Regions from separate parts of the Homo sapiens genome. Here all the other regions are linked to region 1. Evidence: chromatin loops called from intact Hi-C (ENCODE). Cell type or tissue: mammary epithelial cell. All regions are shown on one strand.

The links. Hi-C counts contacts between places; a loop is a spot of excess contacts. Peaks named below come from ENCODE experiments on the same cell type or tissue, not always from the same donor. Only the 100,000 strongest peaks of a DNase experiment are listed, where the experiment ranks them.
Region 2: a loop joins it to region 1, with 7 times the contacts of the local background. A loop is called at or near these places in 23 of 110 quality-filtered maps.
Region 3: it touches region 1 in a loop (2.9-fold over the local background); 2 of 110 quality-filtered maps call a loop at or near these places.

The regions. Positions count from the first base shown.
Region 1 is chr2:232,603,154-232,611,153 of GRCh38, forward strand. LOC105373929 (a long non-coding RNA gene) reads right to left here. Exons shown (of 5, transcript NR_187951.1): 2 at 7,579-7,646. It also overlaps a transcript of EFHD1 not described here. Among named protein-coding and RNA genes, the nearest start is that of EFHD1, 26 kb to the right of the region's middle. RefSeq lists enhancers at 2,673-2,722, 2,763-2,932. In mammary epithelial cell, CTCF peaks have their summits at 2,818 (motif pointing right) and 3,145 (motif pointing right); a DNase peak (open chromatin) is centred at 3,128; H3K4me3 peaks cover 714 bases; H3K27ac peaks cover 336 bases.
Region 2 is chr2:232,694,055-232,702,054 of GRCh38, forward strand. GIGYF2 (GRB10 interacting GYF protein 2) reads left to right here and starts at 3,277. Exons shown (of 29, transcript NM_001103146.3): 1 at 3,277-3,338. RefSeq lists enhancers at 3,084-3,780, 3,781-4,475 and silencers at 3,130-3,219, 3,250-3,579. In mammary epithelial cell, no CTCF peak of the experiment used is centred here; DNase peaks (open chromatin) are centred at 3,117 and 3,707; H3K4me3 peaks cover 2,500 bases; H3K27ac peaks cover 2,581 bases.
Region 3 is chr2:232,741,303-232,749,302 of GRCh38, forward strand. GIGYF2 (GRB10 interacting GYF protein 2) reads left to right here. Exons shown (of 29, transcript NM_001103146.3): 4 at 6,313-6,442; 5 at 7,685-7,780. Among named protein-coding and RNA genes, the nearest start is that of KCNJ13, 31 kb to the right of the region's middle. In mammary epithelial cell, no CTCF peak of the experiment used is centred here; no DNase peak of the experiment used is centred here.

The DNA.
Region 1 (8,000 bases):
TCCTACTGCACTCTCAACAATACAAAATCTTCTATGACCTCGGGTTATCAAGAAATGTGTGTGAATTTCTCCCCACCAAAAACCAATCAATTGGCTGGGTGTGGCAGCTCACCCTTGTAATCCCAGCATTTTGGGAGGCTGAGGTGGGAGGATTGCTTGAACCCAGAAGCTTGAGACCAGCCTGGGCAACAAAGTGAGACCCCATCTCTATTAAAAAAAAAAAAAAGAAGAAAGAAGAAGAAGAAGAAGAAGAAGAGGAGGAGGAGGAGGAGGTGGAAGGAGGAAGGAGGAAGGAAGAAGAAGAGGAGGAGGAAAGAGGAGGAAGGAGGAGGAGGAAGAAAGAAGAGGAAGAAGAAGAAATGAAGAAGAAAGAAGGAAGAGGAGGAGGAGAAGGAGGAAGAGAAGAAGAAAAACTACTAAGTTTTCTTCCCCCTCGCTCTCCTCGGATGACAATGCTTTGGCTTTTGTGAGACTTTTGTTTTATTTCGTTTTGTGGAGAGGCTGGTGGCTCTGAGTTTTTTGGCTTTAAATCATGATAATTGTTGCCTCTCCCTTTCCCAGTCATTACACTACTTTATTTTTGTGTGTCATTGCGTTGGCCACAATATCCAGAAAAAAATGTCAAATGATTGCAGTGCCACTGGGATTTATTCCTTGTAGACTGAACTTCAGTGCTTCTAGGATTTCCTACAGCTACCTAGAGAGGATTCTTCTTCATATTCACTCAAGGAATCATTCTACTGCTAATTTACCCAAAGTTTCTATCAGGGGTGGATGTTGACCTTCATCAGATGCTTCTTCATAGGTACCAAATGATCTTTTCCTTTAAAAAGACAGTTTCCTGTCCCCTTCTATCTTTTATTCGTCTTACCCTTCACTGATTTCTCCTTTCTCAGCTAAAAACAGCTGCTCGCGGCCACCTCCTTCCTTCTTGATTTTCTTCCCTCTCCAGCCTCTGAAATGAACGCTCTGGGGCAGCAGACACCACTCTTTTGCCACCGCTCTCTCCTGGAGCCTCCAGCCCACCCTGCCGGGTTCTGCATCGTCCGTGGCCTGGAGAACACCCGTCTCACTCTCATTTCAGGGTGGGTCTCCTGATCTCCTGCCTGGGCCGTGGGTCAGATCCTCCCCTCTCTGCTCCTCCATCTCATGCCAACAAGACCTCAGGTGGTCGTCTTCTGTGGTACCCAGGCTCTTGTCTCTCTCCCTACCCTACCTGCCCAGTAGACACGAGACTTCACTGTCACCCCACATTCAACATTCAGGGTCTGAAACACGGCTCATCCTCTTCCCTTCTCTTCCAGCTTCCCACTTCCCACAGCTCAGCAAGATGGGGAAACACACATGCCTGGGGCCAGGAGCCTGAGGCCTCTTTTTCTCCCTAAGTCCTGGCACTGACACCACGCTTCCCACAGTGCCCTTCCCCTTCAGGCCCAGCAGGCTCTTCCGAGTACATAAGCTCATTCAAGCCTTCCCAGCCCTGATAGCCAGATCATTGTGGTCCCATTTTACAGATAAGGAAGCACCTTACCAGCCTAGGCGTCTAGTAGGCGCAGAGGCCAGGAAGGAGGTGCCCCAGCCGACCCCGCCTCCAGGGCTGGCCGGTTCCAGCGTCTTCTCACCACCTTTGCTTTCTTCCCCAGAGGTGATGGAGTCAGACACCCAGATGCTATGCCAGAGCCCCCTGTCTTAGTGGGATGTTAAAGAATTAGGGGCCAGGCCGCGTGCAGTGGCTCACATCTGTAATCCCAGCATTTTGGGAGGCTGAGGTGGGTGGATCACCTGAGGTCAGGAGTGCGAGACCAGCCTGACCTATATGGTGAAACCCTGTCTCTGCTAAAAATACAAAAAAATTAGCCAGGCGTGGCAGCACGCACCTGTAATCCCAGCTACTCGGGAAGCTGAGGCAGGAGAATCTCTTGAACCTGGGAGGCAGAGGTTGCAACTGAGCCGAGATCATGCCACTGCACTCTAGCCTGGGCGACAGAGGGAGACTCCGTCAAAAAAAAAAAAAGAGGCCGGGTGTGGTGGCTCACGCCAGTAATCCCAGCACTTTGGGAGGCCGAGGCGGGTGGATCACGAGGTCAGGAGTTTGAGACCAACCTGACCAACATGGTGAAACCCCGTCTCTACTAAAAATACAAAAATTAGCCGGGCGTGGTGGCATGGGTCTGTAATCCCAGCTACTCAGGAGGCTGAGGCAGGAGAATTGCTTGAATCCAGGAGGCGGAGGTTGCAGTGAGCCAAGATTGCGCTACGGCACTCCAGCCTGGGCAACAGAGCGAGACTCTGTCTAAAAAAAAAAAAAAGAGAGAGAGAGAGAGGGAGGGCGGGAGGGAGGGAGGGAAGGATTAGAAACCAAGTGATCAGACAGTTTGCTCTGTGGCCCCCCAGCTTCCTCTCGCCGTAAGGACGTGGCTCCTCAGTACCAGAAAAACATTGCTGAATGAATAATGCTGTGGGTATGATATTCGGTTCGGGGCCGGGTGCGGTGGCTCACGCCTGTAATCCCAACACTTTAGGAGGCCAAGGTGGGAGGATCACTTGAGGTCAGGAATTCGAGACTAGCTTGGCCAACATGGTGAAACCCCATTTCTGCTAAAAATACAAAAATGAGCTGGGTGTGGTGATGCGCGCCTGTAATCCCAGTTACTCTGGAGGCTGAGGCAGGATAATCGCTTGAACCCGGGAGGCGTAGGTTGCAGTGAACCGAGATTGCGCCACTGCACTCCAGCCTGGCCGACAGAGCGAGACTCCATATCAAAAAAAAAAAAAAAAAAAATCGGTTCTGAGCAAATTTCGAGTCACTGACAAGGCGGCGGTATCCAGCAGAGGGCGCGCCAGGCGCCAGCACCAGGCCCGAGGACGCCTGGCTCATCCCCAGGCCGGCTTCCGAGAGCCCCGCTAAGTGCAGGCGGATACCCCGGCCTTGGCGGCTGCTTGCCTTTCTCCGTACTGTCCCTGTGAAGGCCAAGATCTGTAACGCTGACAGTCCCCAGACATACGATGGGAGAGTTGCAGTAAGTGCTCTTTAAATCCCCTTTCACCCTTGAGAGTCTACGATTTTCGACGTTTTCCAGGCGATTTTTACTCTGGTCCAGAATAGGTGCGCGGTAATTCCTGGCTTTCGCCACCGGAGGGCACTCCCGGCCCTCGCTTCCCTGCCCCGCGCACGGTCTGCGATCGGCTGGGCTTTTAAGCCTTCTCCGCGCCGGCTGGTCTCCCAGAGAATCTAAACTCGAAACTCTTGAGAGACACCCCAGCCTGCAGCAATCCCAGGGTGTGCTGAAGTCCCCATCGTCCTCCCCTGGAATGTCAGTGAATGAGGAAGGTTTCTTTTTTTACTCACCGCCATCCTCCGCTCCCAGTCGTGGGTAGACCCGGCGCTGGGGCTGGGGGACCCTGAGCAGGTTCCTCACCTGCACCGACCCTCATCTTTAAAGTTGGGGTGCGACCGGGCGCGGTGGCTCAGCCTGTAATCCCAGCACTTTGGGAGGCTGAGGCGGGCGGATCACAAGGTCAGGAGATCGAGACCATCCTGTGGATGGTGAAACCCCGTCTCTACTAAAAAAAAAAAAAAAAAAAAATTAGCCGGGCGTGGTGGCGGGCGCCTGTGGTCCCAGCTACTGGGGAGGCTGAGGTAGGAGAATGCCGTGAACCCGGGAGGCGGAACTTGCAGTGAGCTGAGATTGCGCCACTGCACTCCAGCCTGGGCGACAGAGCGAGACTCCGTCTCAAAAAAATAAAATAAAATAAAAATTAAAAAAAAATAAAGTTGGGGTGCACGGAATGGGCCTCAGTGGCACACCCCAATCTGGAGACACATCATAACTTTTTTTTTTTCTTATTATGTTTTTTCTTTTGAGACGGTCTGGCTCTGTCGCCCAGGCTGCAGTGGCGCGATCACGGCTCACTACAACGTCCACCTCCCGGGCTAAAGCGATTCTCCCACCTCAGCCTCCCGAAGTGCTGGGACTACAGGTCCAGGCCACCACGTCTGGCCCATTTTATTTCTAAATGGCTCATGCCTGTAATTCCAGCACTTTGGGAAGCCAGGGCAGTCGGATCACTTGAGCCCAGGATTTTGACACCAGCCTGGGCAACATAGTGAGATCCTATCTGTACAAAAGATTTAAAAATTAGCCGGTCGGGCTGGGCGCGGTGGCTCAGGCCTGTAATCTCAGCACTTTGGGGGGCCGAGGCGGGTGGGGATCACCTGAGGTCAGGAGTTCAAGACCAGCCTGGCCAACATGGTGAAGCCCCGTCTCTCCTAAAAATTAAAAAAAAAAAAAAAGCCTGGCGTGGTAGCAGGCAACTGTTACCCCAGATACTCGGGAGGCTGAGGCAGGAGAATCACTTGAACCTGGGAGGCGGAGGCTGCACTTAGCCGAGATCGCACCACTGTACTCCACCCTGGGTAACAGAGCGAGAATGTCTCAAAAAAAAAAAAAAATTAGCTGGGTGTAGTGCCATGCGCTTATAGTCCCAACTAATCAGGAGACTGAGGTGAGAGAATAGCTTAAGCCCAGCATCAAGGCTGCAGTGAGCTGTGATTGGGCCACTGCACTCCAGCCTGGGCAACAGAGCAAGACCCTATCTCAAAAAAAAAGGAAAGAAAATACAGGCTAAAATTTTTTTTTTTTTTAATTTAAGGTTAGGGCCAGGCGTGGTGGCTCACGCCTATGATCCCAGCACTTTGAGAGGCCAAGTCGGGAGGACAGCTTGAGTCCAGGAGTTCTAGACCAGCCTGGGCAACACAGCAAGACCCTGTCTCTATTTTTTTTAATTAATTAATTAAAAGTCAAATAAAATGAATTGAAGGTAACCACTAACAAGATAATATGGAACTACAGTCCTCAGTATCTGAGGAGGCACTGGTTCTAGGACTCCCATACCAAATCCATGGAATCAAGTCCCTTATATAAATTGCTGTAGGCCGGGCGTGGTGGCTCATGCCTGTAATCCCAGCACTTTGGGAGGCCAAGGCAGGTGGTTCACTTGAAGTCAGGAGTTCAAGACTAGCCTGGCCAACATGGTGAAACCCCGTCTCTACTAAAAATACAAAAATTAGCCTGGCGTGGTGGTGCACATCTGTAATCCCAGCTACTTAGGAGGCTGAGGTGGGAGAATCACTTGAATCCGGGAGGCGGAGGTTGCAGTGAGTCAAGATTGGGTCACTGCACTCCAGCCTGAGCGAGACTTCATCTCAAAATAAATAAATAAATGAATTGGTGTAGTATTTGCATATAACCTACATATACTTAAATCATCTTTAGATTACTTATAATACCTAATACAATGTAAATGCTATGTAGATAGTTGTCCTGCTGTATTGTTTTTTATTTGTATGATTTTTATTGTTATATTTTTTCCTGAATATTTTTGATCTATGGTTGGTTGAATCCCATGGGAATGGGGAGCCAATTGTACTTGGGAAAAAGAGAAGAAAACACTTGATCAGCATTGCAAAGAGAGGGAAAGAAAAACCAGAAAACAGCCGGGCCCAGTGGCTCACGCCTGTAATGCCAGCACTTTGAGAGGCGGAGGCGGGCGGAAAATGAGGTCAGGAGTTCAAGACCAGCCTGGCCAATATGGTGAAACCCCGTCTATACTAAAAAGTACAAAAATTAGCTGGGTGTGGTGGCTCATGCCGGTGGTCCCAGCTACTCAGGAGGCTGAGGCAAGAGAATCGCTTGAACCCAGGAGGCTGAGGTTACAGTAAGCCGGGATCGCGCCACTGCACTCCAGCCTGGCAACAGAGCAAGACTCCATCTCAAAAAATAAAATAAAATACAATGAAAAAGCATTTTGAAACATATCACTATCACAATACATTTGAATGGATGAATCTCTTCTATTACAAGACCAAAAAAATGTTTAAAACATGAGATGCATAAGTTCTTTTTTTTTTTTTTTTTTTTTTTTAGATGGAGTCTTGCTCTGTCACCCAGGCTGGAGTGAAGTGGTGCAATCTCGGCTCACTGCACCCTCTGCCTCCTGGGTTCAGGTGATTCTCCTGTCTCAGCCTCCCGAGTTATTGGGATTACAGGCGCCCACCACCATGCCCGGCTAATTTTTTATATTTTTAGTAGAGACAGGGTTTCGCCATGTTGGCCAGGCTGGTCTTGAACTCCTGACCTCAGGTGATCTGCCTGCTTCAGCCTCCCAAGGTGCTGGGATTACAGGCATGAGCCACTGCACCCAGCCAAGATGCATGAGTTCTTAAAGTGAAAATGAAGTGTTTGCAAACATAGTCTGATCAGGGAAGGCAAGGTCAAGTGAAATATAAATTTTCACTTCAATTATTTGTTAGTTCCTTCCTTTATCATTTTGTTGCAGTGCCTAAGTGTGCCAGGCATGGTGTTGGGTACCAGGGATTCAGAGATGAATTGACTAAAGCCCCCCTAAGTGGCCCCCCAGTAGGAAGGATATCTGTCTTGACCAGAGTTAAACCCAGAGACAGCCAAGGAGGAAGTCTCGGCCTCCTCACCTGAGCCACACTCAGCCTCTTCCACTCCCAAAGGCCTCCTGCTCCTTCACCTTCAGCCCAGCCCAGGCATCTCCCTTGATGCAAGACTCACCCAAGATGAGACGGAAACAGTCCCGACACACAATCAATCCTCACCTTTCTGGCCTTACCTTTTGGCACACAACACAAAAACTCCAGGTGTGCCCTGAGGCCTCTGCAGGGACCCGGCCAGGGGAGTGGTGGCTGAAGCTCCTCCGGGTCTCCTTTCTCAGAGGAGAGAGTAACGTGGGAGAAGCACCGTTTGCCTTTGATACTTACCAAGGTCACTGTGGTTGCTCCCTGTGGAATGACAGGGGCAGCGTCCCCAAAACACTGGCTCCTTCTCCAACCCTCACACATGCATTAAACCCCAAAGGTGAAAGGAGAGGGCTCAGGGCACAGCGCCTGTCCCGCCACATACCAGGAGGGGCTGGGTAGTCCTTGTGGGTTCTCCAAAGCCCGAGTTGGGGAAATGGGGACCCTTCAGACAGGGTTGCCTGTGTCTGTCCCTGTTTGTTTATATCACAGCAGGTTTGTTCTGCAAGGCTGAGGCCCCAGGCCCACCTGCCATCAGCTCCTTGTGGAGGTTGGGTGTGGGAGTGCCCCTCTGGGGACGGAAAGCCCTCCCATCCCTGAGGCTGGGCCTATCTGGGGAGTAGGGGCAGGTGAGCTCCTCCAGCCACTGAGGAGAGAGGGCCTGGTCAGGACCCTGCCCCTGTCATTCCACAGGGAGCAACACACAGGTCTCTAATAAAAACACAAAATTCGCCAGGTGTGGTGGCACATGCCTGTAATCTCAGCTACTCAGGAGGCTGAGGCAGGAGAATCACTTGAACCCAGGAGGCGGAGCTTGCAATGAGATAGCACCACTGCACTCCAGCCTGGGCGACAGAGTGAGACTCCGTCCCCCCGCCCCGAAAAAATATACTGGGCTGGCAGGGCATGGTGGCTCACGCCTGTAATCCCAACACTTTGGGAACCTGAGGCAGGTGGATTGCTTGTGCTCAGGAGTGCGAGACCACCCTGGGCAACATGGCAAAACTACGTTTCTGTAAAAATTAAAAAATTACCTGGGTGTGGTGGCATGCGCCTGTAGTCGCGGCTACTCAGGAGGCTGAGGTGGGAGGATCATCTGAGCCTGGGGATGTCAAGGCTGCTGTGAGGCATGATCGCACCACACACTCCAGCCTGGGTGACAGAGCAAGACCTGACTAAAAGAAAATACTGACATTAAGCTGGGCACAGTGGCTCACGCCTGTAATCTCAGCACTTTGGGAGGCACAGGCGGAAAGATCGCTTGAGGCCATGAGTTCGAGATCAGCCTGGGAAACATAATGAGACCTCATCTCTACAAATTTTATTTTTACTTAGCCAGGCGTGGTGGTGTGCACCCATCGTCCTAGATACTCAGGAGGCTGAGATGAGGGGATCCCTTGAGCCCAGAAGGTTGAGGCTGCAGTGAGCTATGATTGTATTACTGCATTCTGGCCTG
Region 2 (8,000 bases), 91 kb after region 1:
TGGAGTGCAGTGGCACACAATCTCAGTTCACTGTAACCTCTGCTTCCCAGGCTCGAGTGATCCTCCCACCTCAGCCTCCCAAGTAGCTGGAACTACAGTTCTACATTATCATGCTCAGCTACTTTTTTTTGTATTTTTAGTAGAGATGGGGTTTCACCATGTTGGCCAGGCTGGTCTTGAACTCCTGAACTCAGGTGATCTGACTGCCTCAGCCTCCCAAAGTGCTGGTATTACAGGCGTGAGCCATCGTGCCTGGCCACTTGTATATATTTGTCTCAAGTTGCAGAACTGTGCACTAAAAGTGCTAAATTTTATTGTGTGCAAATTATATCTTAATTTAAAAAATATATGTATAGGCAATGTACAGGTGGCATGGCATCAGAGAGGTGGCATGACAAGTTGGTTAGGGACATGGGTTCTACAATTTGCCAGCCTGGGCTTGGAAATCCTGGTTGAGATTTGGATATGGTAAGCACTTCTCTCAGAAGCCTGGTTGGATTGCTCCATAGCGCTCTTACTAGGATCACATGAGACAGTGCAAGGAAAGTTTTTAATGGGGTGGTCAGTACATAACAAGTATTAGTATTACTTTTTTCCTTAAAAATAACAGCTCAAGGGGTAAATTCTTTGGTCTAATGGAGGCACAGAGGCAGTAACACATGGACTGGCAGGAGTTGCAGGTTGGGGAGAAGTGGGTAAGTGTTGGGAACGGCATTGCAGCAGGATGGAACAGCATGTGCAAAGGCTAAAACATAATGTCATGTTTACGAATCTTTTAACATGGGCCTATCTGGAGCACTTAGTTCAGGGGGAAGATCAAGGAGAAGAGAACAACATGGATGATGGGTAGAGTTCTTTTTGATTGTTTGTTTTAGATACAGGGTCTTGCTCTTTTGCCCAGGCTGGAGTGCAGTGGCATGATCATAGCTCATTGTAGCTTTGTATTCCTGGGCTGGTGATCCTCAGCCTCCCAAGTAGCTAGGACTGCAGGTGCACGCCACCACGCCTGGCTAATTATTATGTATTTATTTTTTTTTAGAAATGGGATCTCTCTATGTTTTCCCAAGCTATGGGGGTAGAATTCTGCAGAATGGGACTGTGAAGGGCTCCTTTGAGTTTCTGTATTTCTAACAAGTCTCCACGTGATGTTGATGCTACTGTACCACTTTGAGCGGTAAGGGTATAAAAGTCAAGGGAAGAAAGTGTTTCAGAAGGCCGGGAGCGGTGGCTCATGTCTGTAATCCCAGCACTTTGGGAGGCCGAGGTGGGCGGATCACCTGAGGTCGGGAGTTCAAGACCAGCCTGATCAATATGGAGAAACCCCGTCTCTACTAAAAATACAAAATTAGCCGGGCGTGGTGGCATATGCCTGTAATCTCAGTTACTTGGGAGGGTGAGGCAGGAGAATCGCTTGAACCTGGGAGGCGGAGGTTGCGGTGAGCGGAGATCACGCCATTGCACTCCAGCCTGGGCAACAAGAGCGAAACTGTCTCAAAAATAAATAAATAAATAAATAAAGTGTTTCAGAAAGTAGGAAGAGGCCAATCATATTGAAGACAGGGAAACACGAAGTCAAGATGAGGACTGAAAGACTCCAGTTATCAACCTGTAGGATGGGGTGTTCTTAGGGCAAGCAATAGGCAGATAGGAAAGGACAGAAGCCACATCGGTGTGGTTGATGATTGCATGCCAGGTGTGGAAATGGAGAAAGTGCATATAAACAATTCTTTGGTGCAGCTTGGCTTTGAAAGGGAACAGGGTCGCAGGAGGGAGAATTGGTGTTTTTGATTGTTTGTTTGTTTATTTGTTTTTTTCGAGACGGATTTTCACTCTTGTTGCCCAGGCTGGCGTGCAGTGGCGCGATCTTGGCTCACCGCAATCTCAGCATCCCGGGTTCAAGCGATTCTCCTGCCTCAGCTACCCAAGTAGCTGGGATTACAGGCATGCGCCACCACGCTCGGCTAATTTTGTATTTTTAGTAGAGACGGGGTTTCTCCATGTTGGTCAGGCTGGTCTCAAACTCCCAACCTCAGGTGATCCGCCGCCTCGGCCTCCCAAAGTGCTGGGATTACAGGCGTGAGCCACTGCCCGGCCGAGAATTGGAGGTTTTTGTTTTTGTTTTAGACGGAGTCTTGCTCTGTCGCCAGGCTGGAGTGCAGTGGCGCGATATCGGCTCACTGCAACGTCTGCCTCCCCAGTTCAAGCGATTCTCCTGCCTCAGCCTCCCGACTAGCTGCGACTGCAGGTGCGTGCCACCACGCCCGGCTACATTTTTTTTTGTATTTTTAGTAGAGACGGGATTTCACCGTGTTAGCCAGGATGGTCTGGTCTCGATCTCCTGACCTCGTGATCCGCCCACCTCCGCCTCCCAAAGTGCTGAGATTACAGGTGTGAGCCACTGCGCCCGGCATGAGAATTGGAGTTTTTAACATTCCATTTTAAGATGGGAGACACAAGTAATCTTTAAAGCTGACAGGAAGGATCCTGTAGGAAGGAAGAAGTTGGAGACACAGGCAAGAATGGGATGCCTAAGGATAGAGTTGCTAGATTTAGCAAACACAGGACGCCCAATTAAATTTGAATTTCAGAAAAACAACGAACAATTTTTCAGTGTGTGCCCCAAATATTGCTGGGTGTCTTGTATTTTATCTGTCAATTCCAAAATAGTTCATCTCTAGGTAAAAGGGTTATAGCCCCAGATGTCCTAGGAAGGAATCAGAGCTCTCAAGTCCTTTCCAGCTGTCCCAGTACAACACTCTGAAATGAATTCCCAGTTCTACCAGAACTGTTAACAAGTAGAGAAACTGCTTTGAATTTCAGCTTTTGCGGCTTTCCCATTCGCTCTAGGATGGCAACTGCGAAGAAAAATGCCGGACTAAAAGCTGTGGAAAAGTTCTAATTTGGAAAACCAGCCCGCAAGTGATGCAGAGGCTTTTGAACTGCAAAAGAGCTCTGGGCGTACAGGACAGTGAGTCACACGGTGCCTGGTCCGGGCCCAACCCTGGACACCAACACCACTCAACTCAAGGGCAGGTACCCGGCTGCTGCCAAGGGGTCAGCGGGAGCCTGCGCACTGCCACGGCCCCGCCCTCTTCCAACCTTTCATCCGGGTCTCGGGCAGGGGCGTGTCTGGGCAGAGGGGCGGGTGGTGGCGGAAAGGAAGGATGTCGTGGGAGACTGGAGAGTGGGGAGGGAAGCGGGAAGGGGCGGGGGCGGAGCAGGGGGCGTGGCGGAGCGGGAGCGCGGTCACGTGACGTGCGTGGCGACGTGTCGGCCATCTTGTGTTGTTGAGGCTGAGGACTGACTGGGGTTCTGAGACTCCCTGTCCCGGACCGCAGGTAACCAGCCGTTCCGTGTCGCTCCCCTGCCCGGCTCTGCTCCGCGCCCCGGCCCCGCCGCCGCGTCCCGGGCCGCCTGTGTCTCCGGTCCGCGTTCGCGCCCCTGCTCCTCCTGCCCGAGCTGGCCCGGCCGCATGGACACCCACAGGCCGCTCCGGCCGGCTTGGGCCGTCAGGCGACGGGACAGGTCAGGTGCAGGGCCGGAGGGAGCCTCCTCCTGGGCGAGGGGCGCTGAGGGCCCTGGCGCGTCACGGCCGCGAGGAGCCGAGAAGCCCCTAGGCCAGGGCCTCTTGGCATTGCGAGGGGAGCCGAACAAGGCAGGAGGGTTGTGGGGTGGGCAGTGTCAGGCCGGCTTGCTCGGAGCTGGAGGGCTCGCCTTCCTCTGCTTGCTTCTCCGCGCCAGACACCCGCCCAGTCTCGGGGTGGCCCGGTAACAGCTGCTGCGGCCAGACAGCTGCTCCTGCCGGCTCTCCTGTCCACACCTGGTCCCTGGGAGGTGCGCTCCTGCCTTCCCCACAGAGCATCTGGACGGAGGAGACTCCTTCCGTGGCGAGAGTACTGGGTCTGGACCAGGCCTGAGGCGAGGTGCAGCCACCATGATCGGAACCTTGGGACCGAGGCTGGGAAACTAGAGCCCATGGCAGCCTTGGGGACCCAAATGTTCACATCAGGTTGAAATGGGCATTATCCTTAAGTGTCAGTTTCCAAAAGCACTCTGAATACTTGTTTTGCGACTGAAACATAAATCAAGCGAACAGGGAATGGGGGCATGAAAGAAGCGGAGCGTATGACCGTGTTTGGGAAGCAATAACGTTGTTTTGCAGTTAATTATTTAGTACTGTGTTTTTTATTTTGTTGTTTTCGTTTTCCTGCAAGTCAAAGCACTTAAACACACGTAGTCTCTCTGTAAGAAAGGTAAGTATTCCAGTTTAACTTGCAAGAAATTGAGTATGGGGCTAGAAGCTGTGAACAGCTTCCTTTCTAGAGCTACATACATTGAATTAAGGCAGTTTTGATTCCCAATGTTGTGCCTGGGGAAGGTATTCTTTCTTTATATAGTATGTCCTTTTTAGAATCAAATGACTTCCTAGATTAGAAAAAAAAATTCTGTCATTCTTTCTGTACATTAATTTTGCTCCTTCTAATATTTGTAGCTTTGGCCTTATTTTGTCCATTTTGCCTAGAACACAAATACTTTCTCTTATTCATTGATGGTTTTACGTGTTTTACTAGTTGGTGTAGCAGTTTCTGATGTGCTCAAACTGGAATATGTACTTGGCTTTTACATCAGATGTTGACAACAGAAGAGGACACTAGAAAAGTATTTAAAAGTGGCACGTAACTGGAAAAATGTCACATGATGTTTCTTTCGAAATTTAACATCAAGGAATACACTGGTGATGGTAGTGCTTCACCAGAAAGGAGAGGGCTTCATGACTTTTTGGTACCTGACAGCATTTGAGACTCTTGAGGTTTGGGAGGGAGAAGGAACCATGTGCTTCCATTCATTTGTTTATTCATTCATACATTCATTTATTTGACAGATACCCTGTTGAGCACTTACTACACTGTTAAGTACTGGGAGCAAAACAGACCAAACAATTCCTGTCTGTATGGAATTCATTTCTAGACAGATAAATAGGTAAAATACTTGATGTAGTGGTAAGCGATGTGAAAGAAAAAAATGAGTCAGGGAGATAGAATAATAGGGGTTTGGGGAGGGGTTAATTTTAAGTGCCCTGAGAAGGCCTCATGGAGAAGCTAACACTGGAGGAAAAACCCAACAGAGGTGAAGGTGCTGTTTCTTTAGCTATACTGGGGTAAAAGTGCTCTAGGCTAGGGAGCAGCAAGAGCAAAGACCCGGAGACAAAAGCTTAGGAGCGATTCAGGAGTAGACTGGGAAAAGCATGGAGGCTAGCCTAGGCTGAGAGGCTAGGGTGAGTGGGAGACTGGTGGGAGATGTGTGTACTTACTGTTTGGTACTAAGATGAGATGGATTATTTGCTATCCTGAATTCTTTTTTCTTATCTCTTGTGATTCTTGGAAAGGGAAATCAGATTCTGGAAATTTGGGCCAGCAGCCAGCCTCCCCAACCCCCTTAACTCCCATCCCCATCCGCTAATTTGGAAAAATTTAGGATGCTCAGTATTTCAGGAAATTATAATGAATTATCTTTCTCAAAAGTAAACGTTTTAAAATGAGATTGATGATAAACTGCTTGAAAGTACTTTTCAAAAGCAATTGCTTTACAAGAAGGAGGCTCTTTGGAGATTTCAGGATATTTGAAAATGTAGGGAAATTAGAAATTTTCCTTTCACATTTAGACACATGATTAAGGAACATACCAGGAAGAAAGGTGGAAACAATGTATTAACTCAAATTATCCTTAATCTGGTTAGTAAAGAATTTTTCTTAATACTGTGCTGTCCAGCCCGGAGACTCTTCCTCTAATTCATGTGTATATCCTTCACATTTTACACGTGTAGAACTTTTTGTGCTGAGTTTTTTATTCCTCCACTTTTACCTTTCAGACTAGTTGTCTAGTCTGATACTTAATAGACATATTTTTTTGCAAAAAACATTTTCTGATTTCCTTCCAGTTTATCTCCATATTCTTTTTACTGAGCTTTCATAAATGTCCTCTTTCATTTTAGTTCAGCTGAGGAATTTTAATATTTTGGTTTTGAAATGCTTTTGCTGGTGAGATGCATATGTGAAAAACACTTTGGAGTAGGTTTGCCTCAAAATCATGAGAAGATGGAAATTACAAGGTCAGTGTGTGAATGCAACTCCTTGGCTAAAAGGGAGGCATAGTGATGGTAGTGATGAGGTAGTGTTTTAACTAATTGCCTTTCTTCCTCTTGTTTTTCTATTGTGTTTTTGAAATGACATTTCCAAATTATGTCTTTGATGTCATATCAGCTCATTTGTTTTCATGACTCTGCATTTTAATACTCCATATTGTCTCTTCTCTTTTTGTTGACCTTCACATTGGAAGATGACACTGTTGATAGTGATTGCTATCTGGGAGAACCTTTTTGGGTAAAAAGATTACTACTGTCGCTTTTATGATTGCCCTTCTGTAGGATCTTTGACTTGTGCCATTTTCAAATTTTGACTTTGTTTGCAGTTCTCCATTAGCTCCTGCTGATTAAATTTCCCATACTTTCTGTTTTATTCTATTTCTTATAGATTATAGTGGGACCAGTCTCATTAGGTTGAATCTACAGCCTATGTTGGTGTTAACCCAGGTCTCTTAGAGGCAAGTTAAATGTCCATTTTCCTTCAGTTTAAATTACCATGGCATATTGTTTGGTCATTGTTGTAACAGTCTGAACTCAAGCTTTTTTTCACTGCTTGATTCCCACTAGGGTTTTGTGGTGATAAAGTCCTATGGTTTTTGCATGGGAGAGTATTTAAGAATAAAAGGAAAAATATATAAAATGAAAAAGAAATAGAAGTTTAAAATAAGATAAAAAAGTCCTAGAGTTTCCATTCATTTTTAATACTTTGAAAAATTACATCTCTTTAAAACTAGAGATTTTTATTTCATGTATAAACTTGCTTATAGTTAGCATTGCAGTGTTTCTTGACCAAATATTGTTTTTACATTTTATTCATGCTCTCAGATGAATGAGAAATATACTAAATTAATTATGTAGGAATGTAAAGTGATACCTTTATTGAATTGCCTATAGTTTTGTGTGAGGTTGAAAGCAGAAAGAGGTTTGAAAAACAAAGAATGTTCTCTTAATTGACCAAACTTCATTTTATAAAGGTATTTCAAAGTATTACATACTTCCCTACTTTAAGTAAATAAGGAACACAATTTTATATTTTCTTGTTAACTATGGGGTTTCATTAAGCTTAATTATTATTATTATTTGAGATGGAATCTCACTGTGTTGCTCAGGCTACAGTGCAGCGGCCTGATCTTGGCTCACTACAGCCTGTGATAGAGCAAGACCCTGTCTCCTGGGGGTTTGGGGTTGCAGTGAGCCGTGATTGCACCGCTGCGCTCCAGCCTAGGTGATAGAGCAAGACTTTCTCCAAAAAAGACAGGGTCTTGCTCTGTCACCTAGGCTGGAGGGCAGCGGTGCAATCACCACTGACTGTAACCTCAATCTCCCAGGCTCAAGCCATCCTCCCACCTCAGCCTCCTAAGTAACTGGGATTATAGGTCCATGCCACCACATCTGGCCAATATTTTTTGTAGAGATGGGGTCTCACTATGTTGCCTAGGCTGGTCTTAAACCTCTGGTCTCAAGTGATACTCCCGCTTCAGCTTCCCAAAGTGTTGAGATTATAGGCATGAGCCACTGTGCCCCACCAAGAATGCAATTTGAGAAAGTCACATCCACTTCTGATTTAATTTTGCAAAAAAAGTAGCCATGTTATAATGTCCAAAGGTCATCCAACTTTACCCACTGAACTGTGTAATTTTTTAAGGGCAGGAGGAAAGGGAAGAAGAAATGGATAATAAACTCTTCTTTGGCTGGGTGCAGTAGTTTACACCTATAATCCCGGCACTTTGGGAGGCTGAGGTAGGAGGATCACTTGAGCCATGAGACCAGCCGGGGCAACAGAGAGAGACCCCCATCTCTAAAAAAGATTTTTAAAAAATTAGCTGAGTATGGTGGTGCACGCCTGTAGTCACAGCTA
Region 3 (8,000 bases), 140 kb after region 1:
AATTTTATCTCTACAGTATCTCTGGAATCTGTTCATTTCTCTGAATCTCTATTGCTATCACCTTAGTGAAAGTTGCCACCATTTCTAACATAAATTTTTGCACCAGTGGCCTACTGATGTTTCCTGGCTTCCTTTTTTTTTTTTCTTTTTTTTTGTTTGAAATGGAATCTCACTCTGTCACCCAAGCTGCGGTGCAGTGGTGTGATCTCGGCTCACTGCAACTTCTGCTTCCTGAGTTCAAGCGATTCTCCTGCTTCAGGCTCCCAAGTAGCTGGGACTATAGGCATGCATCACCACGCCTGACTAATACTTGTATTTTTTAGTAGAGATGGAGCTTTACCATATTGGCCAGGCTGGTCTTGAATTCCTGACCTCAAGTGATCTGCCCTCCTTGGCCTCCTACAGTGTTGGGATTACAGATGTGAGCCACTGTGCCTGGCCCCTGGCTTCCATTTTTGTCTTCTATTTGTTTTCCTCACAGCAGGCAGAGTAATCTTAAAATGTAAATTAGATCAAGACTTCTCTAAAATCCTTCAATATCTCTATGTCCACTTATATGACTTTATTATATTCTTCTACTAGCCTCTTAGTTTCATGAAGGCTGGACAGGAACTTGTGTTTAGCAAGGCCTTGAGGATCTCAAATTCTCTTTTTCCCTCCCTTCCTCCGACTCTCTTTCCAGCTCTCCTTATTCTTCCTTTCTCCTTCCCACTTAACATCTCCTTCCTAGCACCTCTCTCTACCCTGTTGGTGAAAAAGATTAGGAAGAATATTCCTGATAGCAGAAAGGACGTGTGTGAACATAAGGCAAGGAACTGATTTAAGAGAGGAACTTCATGATGCATAATGTTTACCTTTATTATGTGAAGTGTGGGAGATAAGAGCTTGGAGGCAGCCCTTCTGTTAACAAGGCTTGGGTTTTATTGGTCATTGTGTGCCAGTGAAAAAAGAATTGGGGCTGGGCGCAGTGGCTCACCCCTATAATCCCAACACTTTGGGAGACTGAGGCGGGTGGATCACCTGAGGTCAGGAGTTCAAGACCAGCCTGACAAATATGGGGAAACCCCATCTCTACTAAAAATACAAAAATTAGCCAGGTGTGGTGGCGTGTGCCTGTAATCCCAACTACGCAGGAGGCTGAGGCAGGAGAACTGCTTAAACCTGGGAGGTGGAGGTTGCAGTGAGCTGAGCTGAGCTGAGATAGTGCCACTGCACTCCAGCCTGGGTAACAGAGTGAGCCTCTGTCTCAAAAATAAATAAATAAATAAATAGTTCTTAGTAACGTAGGAGATTAAGACTAGTAAAATCGTTCAGGATGCATTTGCAGCAGTCCAGGTGGGAAATAAAAGTGTGAATAAAAATTAGGTTAGTTGGATCAGGGGAAGACTTGAGAGACTGAGGATTTAAAACTAATAGGACATGGTAATTGGGTATGAGAGATGGTAGAAGGTGAGGAGTAAAGTATGAATCCCAGATTTTTAATCCAGTGGCTGATTAGATTGGGATGTCCTTAACTATGTTTGAGAATATGGGCAGTGAATGGGTTGGATGAATAAGTTGATGAGTAGGGTTAGGGTTTTGGGCATATTGAACCTGATGGGCTTTACATGGTTGTGTATGAAAGCCTGACTATAGGAGAGGTCACAGCTGGACTTGAGAATCACAAGCTTACATAGAAGTGCCTTTTGACTCCCACACCTTCACACATTGTTTATTGACTATCCAAATTGCTTTCATAAGCTGAAGTTTGGATTTTGGACAACACTTACCAAGCGAAGATTTTGGGAGTATCATGGGGCTTTGGGGGGCCTGCTGCTGCCACTTATTTACTACCCATGGTAGAATTGGCAGTGTTGAGGTTATTGATGAACAGTGCAGGAGCTAGTGGAGTGGCAGGAGAAACCAGGCACACTGCGTTTTGAAGTGACTGAGAAGCGAGGAAGTAGAGATGTTTCTAGATGAAGAGGAAAGATGAACAGTGCATAGCTAGAAGGGAAATGGCTGTATCAAAAGTTTTAAACAAATGAGGAGATATGTTTAGAGACAGACGAAAGCACATAGGGATTAAATTTCTAGAAGAGAGGGTTGTATGGAGGAGATAAAGATCATATGTGGATTTTTTTAACTTTTAGGTTCGGGGGTACATGTGAAGGTTATGTAGGTAAACTTGTGTCAATGGGGGTTTGTTGTACAGATTATTTCATCACCCAAGTGTTACACCGAGTACCCAGTGGTTTTTCGTGCTCCTCTCCCTCCTCCTGCCTTCCACCCCCAAGTAGACCCCAGTGTCTATCATTCCCTTCTTTGTGTTCATGAGTTCTCAGGTGGATTTTTAGTGAAGAATATTACCCAAATATGTTTTAGCTTTTCTAAGTATCTGCAGGTGAAGAGGGACTTGGAATTGAATTTGTCGATTATTGAATCATAGTACAGCCATTATCCTAACTCAGGCAACTGTCTTTTAGTTTGAGTTACTGCCAGTTTGCCTCAGTTTCTTTTCATAGCACCTGAAGGAAATCTCTGATTGTGTTATTGTGTTATTTTTGTATTTTTTATTTTTTGGAGACAGAGTCTCACTCTCAGCCAAGGTGGAATGCAGTGTTGCGATCATGGCTCACTGCAGCCTCTACCTCCTGAGGCTCAAGCGATCTTCCCACCTCAGCCTTCCAAATAGCTGGGACTACAGGCGTGCACCACCATGCTCTGCTAATTTTTTTTATTTTTGGAGAGACAGGATCTCACTGTGTTGCCTGGACTGGTCTCAAACTCCTGGTCTCAAGTGATCCACCTGCCTCAACCTCCCAAAGTGCTGGGATTACAAGCATGGGCTACTGCACCTGGCCTGTGTTACTCTTAATAAATCTGGTGACTATAAGAAATGTTTAGTCTTGGGCATTGGAAAACCATTGGTGATCCATTGGAAGGGACAGGGTGGTGAATACATTTGAAATCTTATTGTGAGCAGCAATTGAAGAAATTAGGAATGTTAGGCCATGAGAAGGAGTCTTTGGGGAGACATGGTGATTATTTGCCAATACCAGAATGATTTTCATTTGAAAGAGTGCTTAGATGTGTACTCCAGTGGTAGAAACTGTTGGGAAACATGTTGGTTTGGTGTTAAGGAAGATATTTTAAAACAAGTTCTAATAAAATATATGTATATTTTAAACTGGCTATTTTAAATAGGATTTTGAGACCTAATTGTTGGAAAGATTGTGTTTTTTTTTCTTTCTTTCTTTCTTTCTTTTTTTTTTTGAGACAGGGTCTTGCTTTGTCACCTAGGCTGGAGTGCAGTGGCTGTTCACTGCAGCCTTGACCTCCCAGGCTCGAGCAGTCCTCCCACCTCAGCCTCCTGAGTAGCTGGGACCAGAGGCATGAGCCACCATACCTGGCTAATTTTTGTATTTTTTGTCAAGATGGGGTTTCATCGTGTTGCCCAGGCTGGTCTTGAACTCTTGTACTGAAGTGATCCACACTCCTTAGCTTCCCAAGTGTTGGGATTACAAGTGTGAGCTAACCTGCAACCGGTCAATTGTGGTCTTTTTAGTAATAAAAACCTAGGTTTGAATCTTTGTTCTGCTGCCCGTGACTGTGGACAAGTTGTTTAACCCTTCAGCTTTATTTTTATCTGTTATGTTTGGGTTGTTGTGAAGGTTAAATTAGATTAAATGAGCTAGTTCACGTGTGAAATTTTCAGCTTCAGTGTTCAGTGGATATTAATTCCACTTCTTCAGTAAAGAGCCCAACTTTACAGGAATCTAATAAAAAGCAGTTTCTTGGAAGGTACTGGGGTAGTTCCTTTCTTCTTGGAAGGAGTGATTGGACCATTCCTTTGTGGGTATGTTGTTTGCTTACCTGGTTGTTTAACTTGTTTTATGGGGGTTGAACTAAATGACCTCCAAGCCCAAGAATATTTGCAAAGGAAACAGAGTAGCAGTGAGCAGTCCCAGAACCCAGGTTGTGGTATTTCTATAAATGAAAGTGAATCCAGGGCTCCCTGGAAATGATTGATTTCAGGTCTGAGGCAAGAAAAATACAAGATGAACCTGGAACATTCTGACATACCAGATAGAAAAGAAGCTGTTGAAGACTGCTAGGGTCATGTCAAAAGGACCCAGGAGCCAACCTGAAGAGTCTCCCACTCTTCAAAGATGAGACAGTTTGAACACTGTTAATAATTGCTGTGAATTGAAATATATTAATAAAATAATGTGTTACTGTTGGACACTGTTGGAAGGTGCAAGTGAACCTAGTCGTTATTTTGAAAACAAATAAGAATTAAGGCTTTTTCCCTCCTTTCTTGTATTAAGCAGTATTATTTGGTAACTATACCAGGTAGTATAAGAGGAAAATTTATCTTTGCAGAAGTATTCCAGCTAATACATAAGGGAGGAATGAAAGAATATAATCACTTACAACCTTAGTGAACTTAGGGAACCAAGCATTGATCATAAATTACTGCAAGTATCACAAACACGTCATCACAATGTGTGCCTCTTGATGGAATAACATACCACTACATACGAAGTATTGCCAAAAAAGAACCCAAATTGATGAAAATCTCAAAATCTCTATACTCAGTCACCAGTTTACATGAAATGCAAAAGACAGAAAAATGTTTAATTATATCATGGATAAAATCAGCAAAACCCAGACTTTAAAAAAATGTTTTGGGTCAGGCATGGTGGCTCATGCCTGTAATCTCAGCACTTCGAGAGGCCAAGGTGGGAGGATTGCTTGAGGCCCAGAGTTTGAGACTAGGTTGGGCAATATAGTGAGACCCTGTCTCTACAGAAAATACAAAAATTACACGGGAGTTTGTCATCTGCTTTTTGGTGCATTTATGAAAATACAAAAAATTTTCCACAATAAGTAAAAAAAAAAAATCCCACCCCAACAGTCTCACTTTACTAATGCATATTTTTTCTTTAAATATTACTTTATTCTTGTAAACACATTTTACTGTTTACTATGCATACGCTATTTTTAATAATGTGCACATATTTACTGTGTTTTACTTGGCCTTCATATTAATATTTAATGTGTCATAATTTAGTAGATTATTCCCTTCTTTTTTGCTTTGTGAATAAAGCTTAGCAGTTTTGGGCACATATTTCAATGCTTCTATTGAATTTTTCCTTAGTCTAAACTAGAATTAAAGTAGCTTGGTCCCTTTCATGCTTGATATCAGCTACTCCTGATGTTAGTTTTTCCACTTGCTGTCTGACACAGTGCTACAGTAGAATCTTACTCGCCATTTTTTGCTGAAGTTTTCTTCCCTTTTTCCCCATAAAAATATATTATTTTAAAATTAAACAAAATAGTCCCTTTTCCCCAAGTTCTGTTCTTTAGAGGCAACTTTTCTTATCAGTTTGGAGTATATTTTTTATTTGTCTTCTTAGCAGTACATGTAGTTTTCAATTTCTCTTTGTACTTTACTGCATTTTCAGATTCTCTACACTGACCATTAATTGCTTTTATTAAAAACGTTGTGAAATATTTCAGGCATATAAAAATATAAATTGTGATAAACACCCATGTATTCATTGGCAAGCTACAAAAATAAAACATTGTAGGTACAATTAAAGCTGCCTTTATAATCTTAATCTTTTGCAGATATAACCTTATTCTAAATGTTGTATTTGTCAATTTCATGTTTGTTTCTATGCTTTTGCTGCAGTTTGTATGTCTTGAAACAGTATAAACCTAGCTGCAGGTTTATGCATTTTATATAAAAATTATCATTACTATAGGCTGTGTTTTGATTTTTCTTTTGTATAGCATACTTTATTAAATATTTTAGCTATTACCAAATTGCCAAATAGATAATTAAATAATTAGCTATTATCAAATCATTCTTTGAAGTGATTATTTCAGTTTATAATACCACAAACACTACTTGAAAGTTTCCATTGTTTTACATCCTTACCAACACCTGGTATTATCAGACTTATTAAGTTTTATGAATCTAGTGAGTGTAAGGTAGTATCTCACTTTTGTTTTAATCATATGCGCCTTTTAAAATTTGGAAAAATGTGTCCCTTTTTCATTCTCTAAGCTTCTGGGGGACATAGCCGTGATGCCTTTTAAGTTAAGGAATTGCCACATGGTTGTCTAGTTATCTCTCAATAAACTGCCCTTTTAGCGTGCCATGACAAAAGATTGTATTAAAGCTAAAGTCTGATACTTTGAGATAGTAGGATTTCTTTTTGCTCTTCTAAAGAACTAAAATGAATTTTTTTTGACAGTGTATAGTATAAAAAGTCTGTAGCACCAGAATGTTTGACATATTCTCTGTCTTTTCTATTCTAGGCTCCGAGCTCTGTCCAGTGGTGGGAGTATTACATCCCCTCCTCTTTCTCCAGCATTGCCGAAGTATAAATTAGCAGATTATCGTTACGGCAGAGAAGAAATGTTAGCACTTTTCCTTAAAGACAACAAGGTAAGAAAGTAGGAAAAGAGTTCAAAATTGTGAATGAGACTTTGGGATATATACCATGATGTACTGATACATGAAAACTGATTTATTTTACTAATGTATTGACCCATGCCTTTCCACCTTAACTGTTTCCCTGCTTTGAAGCCTGCAATAGTTAACAGAGGATCTTCTAAGTGTTATCACACACTATATTTTAGGCAGCTTCATGGAAACAGGAGAGTAGTCAGCACTTACTGCCTTCTCTAGCTAACTTCCTCTTAACCCCCCTTTCATGTCTATTTGTATCCTAGTTCAGTGGCTAAGAAATGAAGAATTTTTCCTTTCTCTTTATTGTACCTCTTATCCTACTTGCCACTTAAAAATAAAGAGCCAACAGGAGGAGCACCTTCGGCTATATAAAATTTTCAGTGGAGACAAAACCTTAAAATGTAACACTACATTTGTGTCACTTAGATCAAAACTGAAACAGTGTAAAATATACTTTTGTTATGACTTTTATCTTACTCACTGACTAGTAAGAAATAATATTTTGTATTTTTTCCCAATATACTTTTTTTTTGAGACAGAGTCTGGCTCAGTCACCCAGGCTGGAGTGCAGTGGCGTGATCTCATCTCACTGCAACCTCTGCAACCCAGGTTCAGGTGATTCTTGTGCCTCAGCCTCCTGAGTAGCTGGGATTATAGATATGCGTTCCCACGCTTGGCTAATTTTTTTGTATTTTTGGTAGAGATGGGATTTCACCATGTTGGCCAGGCTGGTCTCCAACTTCTGCCCTCAAGTGATCTGCCTGCCTTGGCCTCCAAAAGTGCTGGGATTACAGGCGTGAGCCACAATGCCCCACCTCCAGTATACTTTGTTTTTCAGTGATCGAGAATTTCAGATTTTAATGATGGTTGCTAAGGACACATACAGTTGCTTATAAAACTCTCCTTATCATCTTCTGCTTTGCATTTAATGTAGAGACTTTTATTCCTCTACTTTGTGCTCTGGTATAGCAGAGTTAGTGCTAAATCCAAAAGTGGCAATCACTTGAGAAGCTGGGGAGTATTGACTGGGGTTTTTAATATTGACTCTCTCAAAATGTATAAGGACTATAGAAGTCAATTATGGCTGAATAAGCATTAATCTGTATTTATAATAATCAACAATAAATAGAAGAGTATTCTTTCTTGGATTTATCTTCTTGTATTTCTTCTTATTGCAGAAATAGCATTAATCTCATAATCATGTGTTTGGTCCTACAGATACCTTCAGACCTTCTGGATAAAGAATTTCTGCCTATCCTCCAGGAGGAACCCCTTCCACCATTGGCTCTGGTACCCTTTACAGAAGAAGAACAGGTTTGTGATTAGCTCTGAGCCCCAGCAAACTCTTATTCTTTTCCTGCTAAGGCATGAAAATAGGAAGTTACTATTTATGCTCTAAGGATTATCCTGCATCCTCATAGGTCTGCTTTCTTCTATTTCTTGGTATGTTGATGCTTATTAGTTGACTAGATTTTGCTGTAGTATCTGTAGCTTTTGAGTATTATTTGGAAACGTTTGTAGATCCTTAAGGACA